Regions from separate parts of the Homo sapiens genome. Here region 2 is linked to region 1. Evidence: chromatin loops called from intact Hi-C (ENCODE). Cell type or tissue: B cell. All regions are shown on one strand.

Region 1 (2,500 bases):
CAAAGGGTTGGGGGAGAGCCAATGCCCTGGGCCCTGGAACTGGCCACAGAAGATGGCAGAGCCCCTGCAACACCACATCTCCTGAGCAAAGCTTCCACCAAGGCTGATGGGCACACGTGAGTGGGGAGGAAGGAGGGCGGGTGGAAGGACCTCAGCCAGAGCCATGGAGAGTCAGGCCTGGGGACAGCTCAGAACGATGGCCCATGCCTCGGATGAGTAAATCATGAAACAAAATTCAATGTAGGTTGACTCAAACCCAACAGAAGTTCATTTCTTGCTCACACAGTAGCACCAGGCACATGGAGGGTCAGTGTATTCAGGTTCTGCTGTTTCCAGCAGCTGTTTCCAAGGTCTCCTGTGCCTGCTCCCTCCGGCCTTCAGGAGAAAGCGAGTGGTTTTGTGCACCAGACCTGGAAATGATGCGTTTCACCTGTGTTCAGGCATCTCCAGCCAGACCTCAGTCCCATGCCCCACAGAGTCCCCAGGGGCTGCACAAGGTGGCTCAGCCATGGACCCAGGAGGCAAGGGTGGTGGGCAGCTGCCCACACCACAGAATAGATGCTCTGTAGCTGGTTAGAGTGAGCGGCGAGCAGAGCAAACAGCTAACGGGAGAGATCTCAGAGCACGAGCTCTCCCCTGGTTGCACCCCCAGCCCCGCCGCCAGCCACGTTGTCTCTATCACATTCCCTGGAGAAAAGTAAGTAAGGAGGCCCAGAAGGCTGAAGGACAGGGCCAGGGGGCTGGTTCTCAGAGGGCACCCCTGGCCACGGCCTCTCATGCATCCGTGTGAGATGGTGTCAAGTCAGGTCTGCAGAGGACTAGAGGGACAGGGGTCCTGAGAAGGCTTTTCCTAAGGAGAGGCTGCCTCCAGGCAGCACCACCTCTCCTGCCCCACCTGGACACCTGGGGGCCCAAAGGCAGCAAGGACCACCATGAAAGCCAGCTCGCCCAGGGTCACACACACTCCTCTGCCATCCTAGTGCACAATCAGATGTGCCGTGATTCACAAAGGTGGAAAAGGGAGGTTGCCTGGAATGTTTATTTACCTTTCTCCTTAATTTTGGACTTGCATAATGAATTCTTGGTGAGTAGAGATTACATCATTTTACATATCTTCTTTTTATTAACTTAATATCCTAAAAGTCATTCTACATTATCTGCCATAAAAATATATAGATGCTGTATTTCCTGATTTATACATATATTTATTCTGCTATGTATATGTTCACATAGCAAAAAAATAAAATAAAATAAAAAGGAAAGAGCCAATCTACTATTGTGAATGTTAAAAGCAACAAGGAGAAAAATGAACAGCAGCAATAGTGCAGTGATATTTTTCTGAAGATTTTACGCCACGGGTGCAAGAAGATAGTATAAGATTGTATTAATTTCACATACTTATTATCCAAAATAAACTGTAGAGTTTCCCCGCTAAGACATACATGTGACATTTGTCCTTTGACACGTTGCAGAATTAGGGCAACAGCCGGGAAGGTGAGCGTCTCCAGGAGCAGGTGCAGGCGCTGGGAGGCGGCTCGCGCACCAGAGGGCAGCAGCGCCCTGTCCAGGGCAGAGGCACCCCTGGAAGGCTCAGGAGCTCGGCTCCTGGTGAAGCCAGGACTTTAGGAATCGCATTTGCTCCCCACTGGCGTGAAGAGAAGTGCTAGCTCATCTATTTACATTCTAGGTTCAGAAAGGGGACCCCAAAATGTTATGTGACATCCAAGAATCCAGTTCATCTTTCAATGTTAGGCAGAAAAATGAAACCTTATTCAAATGTTAACACTAATTCTAAATACAGTATTCTGAACATTTAGATGGACCGGCTGTGGGCACTGTGGTAATTATTAGTGGGCTACAGGAGAAGAGGCCCCTGTGTACAGGGCGCATCCCAGGTGACCCTAGACTTGCTGCACAGGGCCAGCCATATCTCCTGAGTGGCCTTGGCCTAGTGGGCTGCCTCGGCTACCGCTTACCTACAGCTGGGGAGATGCAGACCCTCCCCTCTGGTTAAAGAGAGGAGTCCGGCTGCCTCCCCTCCATGAAAGTGGTTTTCTCAGTATCTCTCCCCCTTCTTACATGGTGTGTTTGTGATTACTGCGTGCACATGGACACACGGCCACCCGCTGAAGAGCATCCCAGACTTTCTTTCACCTGGCTGTAACCATGTGACTAAGTGAAGGCTCCCACCTTGGGAGCAGAAATGATTTCCACAGCTTTCCAGTTGTGTCTTTAAGGCCACCTGCTTCCCGCATCCTGCTTCTTGTTGTCTAGAATGGAAATGGGCTGGAAGGAGGTACAACAGCTCCCTTGTGCTGAGGACAGCCTCGAGGTGAGGAGAACAGCACTCTGCCCATCATTCCTGACTGTCCACCTGGACTCTCAATGAAGAGAGGAATCAGCCAAGAAGTAGAAAATAAATCGTTCCTGCCTTAGCTCTTATATGGATTTACCTAAATAAGGCATCAGGAATATCATGCTATTGGCAAATGCAACACAA
Region 2 (2,500 bases), 150 kb after region 1:
TTACTGAAATTGCTTTCTTATTTCAACAAGGATTTACCAGGTTGTGTGTAGTGGTTAAAAGCATGGACTTTACAGCCACATTACATGGGTTCAAATCCACTTACTAGTTATGTTAACCACAGGAAGTTAGCTAATGTCTCTCTGCCTCAGTTTTCTGTTTGTAAATTAGGATAAAAATCTCCGTAGATGTGAATATGTATAGCTAGATAGTAGATTGTATTCAAAATCCCAATCATAACATAATAAAAATATTAACTATTATTAGTTGTTTTGAATATACAACCTAATTTCATTTTCTCCATGATCTGAGCATGTTGAGTTATTTTTAAACAACTCCATTTTACAGATGAGACAGTGTTCCAATAAGCTAGGTAGTATGCCCACAGACACACAGCTAGCAGCTGAGATGAACCACCCAAGTCTATTTGGTTTTCAGCTCATGTTCTTTTCATGATATTTTGCTTTCTCTCAATATTTATAGAATTTAATTTAATTGACTAGAATTAAACTAAGAGAAAATGATTGAATGAAGAGATGCAGAAGGCAAGAGATAGCAAAGGTCATTCTGGGCTGGGCATGGTGGCTCACACCTGTAATCCCAGCACTTTGGGAGGCCTAGGCGGGTGGATCATCTGAGGTCGGGAGTTCAAGACCACCCTGGCCAACATGGTGAAACACCCCCGTCTGCTAAAAATACAAAAATTAGCTGGGTGTGGTGGCAGGCGCCTGTAATTGCAGCTACTCGGGAAGCTGAGGCAGGAGAATCGCTTGAACTGGGGAGGTGGAAGTTGCAGTGAGCCGAGATGTGCCATTGCACTCCAGCCTGGGCAGTAAGAGCGAAACTCCGTCTCAAAGCAAAAAAAAGAAAAGCTACCTTTACCAAAGACAGTTAAAATGATGGCCACCAAGGGGCAGTGTGCAGCAGGCAGAGAAGGTGGCTTTTTAAATTATTTTTCACTGCCTGCTGAGACAAAGATGTTACACCAGAATATGCCACCCTAACATATGCTTCTTTGGCATAAGGATTATTTTGAGCTGAAGACGATTGAGAAGAAACAAATAAAAGAAAAACTCTGCCTTCCCTTTCTTTGCCTAAAGGCAGGACATGCTAGTTAATGATCAACCCCTGACCTAATCGGTTATGTTACCTATAGATTACAGACATTTTATAGAAAAAGAAAAACACGGTGAAAATCCCTGTCCTGTTCTGTTCCATTGTAATTACCAGTGCATGCAGCCCCCAATCACATACCCACTGCTTGCTCAATCGATCATGACACTCTCATGTGGACCCCCTTAGAGTTGTAAGCCCTTAAGAGGGAAAGGAATTGCTCACTTGGGGAGCTCGGTTTTTGGAGACGTGAGTCTGCTGATGCTCCCAGCTGAATAAAGCCCTTCCTTCTACAACTCGGTGTCTGAGGGGTTTTGTCTGTGGCTACAAACCTGTCTTTGGCCAGTCTAATTTACAGGACCTCAGCCAGAGAACTAAGATGGGTAGAGGCAATACAGGAGATAGAAATAATTTAGGTAGGTAGATAGGGTGAAAGAGTCCCTGACAAAAGCTTTTCTTCTGACAAAAAACAGCTCAGAAATTACTTCCATTCTAACCACAGGCAGTCCAAATAAATCACTTCTCTTTTAACAAAGAGCAGCCTGGAAGATTGGACTGTATAATGTAGATAAGCATCTCCGGCACAGAGGGAGAGTTTCTTGGGTAGTCACCAAACTTACATAAATGGGTCCCAGTAAAAACAGTAGGCTTTAATGAGCACATTCCTTTCCCCTTTTTTGGACAGGGACACACTAAGGTTAGCTAGAAGCTTGCATGGTGGGGTGGGGGAAATGCCTGCAGCTGCAAGGAGGTACCCAGGACAAGGCATGGAAACTCCCCCTATTCTTGTTAGCACATGCAAGGTGGAAGGAGAAAGGCAGTGTGGAGTCGCCCAAGCTAAGAGCCTGCCTGCATGATAAAAGAATGGGGTAGGGGCTGCCAGAGATTCCACTCTATACAGATGACACACCTGGTCCTAACCAGGTTTTCATGCCCTATGTAGATAAGATACCCGCTCCCTACTAGCTCGTTGATAAAAACCCTCCATTTTACTGCAGCACGGCAACCCGTCTGGGACCTCTCTCTGTGAGAGAGAGCTGTCCTTTTCCTTTTGCCTATTACACTTCTCTAACTTCACCCTTTGTGTGTCTGCATTCTTCATTTCTGTGGCCATGAGACAAAAAACCTCAGCTGATATCCCAGACAACAAGGCTGCTTTAGAGGGAAAACGGATAGCTAATATTATCAGTTAATTGGCTATGTTAATTGATACCTTCAAATTAGGTGTTTTAAAATAAATGCTGAGAACAATATGAAAGTGTTTTTCTTTTACTAATTCTCTGAGGATTTTGTTATTTATTTAGCTTTACAATGCCTAGCCCCCTTTATAAATGTAATTATTGTGTTGCTAAGTGCATGTATACAAAAAATTCATTGGTTCAAAAGCCA

Evidence for each region. A loop is a pair of places that touch in the nucleus more often than their neighbours do. Peaks named below come from ENCODE experiments on the same cell type or tissue, not always from the same donor. Only the 100,000 strongest peaks of a DNase experiment are listed, where the experiment ranks them.
Region 2: it touches region 1 in a loop (7-fold over the local background); 56 of 110 quality-filtered maps call a loop at or near these places.

Annotation. Positions count from the first base shown.
Region 1 is chr6:167,141,406-167,143,905 of GRCh38, reverse strand. No RefSeq gene overlaps it. Among named protein-coding and RNA genes, the nearest start is that of GPR31, 15 kb to the left of the region's middle. RefSeq lists enhancers at 1-249, 250-1,178. In B cell, CTCF peaks have their summits at 1,543 (motif pointing right) and 1,548 (motif pointing right); a DNase peak (open chromatin) is centred at 1,545; H3K27ac peaks cover 2,250 bases.
Region 2 is chr6:166,988,242-166,990,741 of GRCh38, reverse strand. No RefSeq gene overlaps it. Among named protein-coding and RNA genes, the nearest start is that of MIR3939, 8.4 kb to the left of the region's middle. In B cell, CTCF peaks have their summits at 751 and 953 (motif pointing right); a DNase peak (open chromatin) is centred at 901.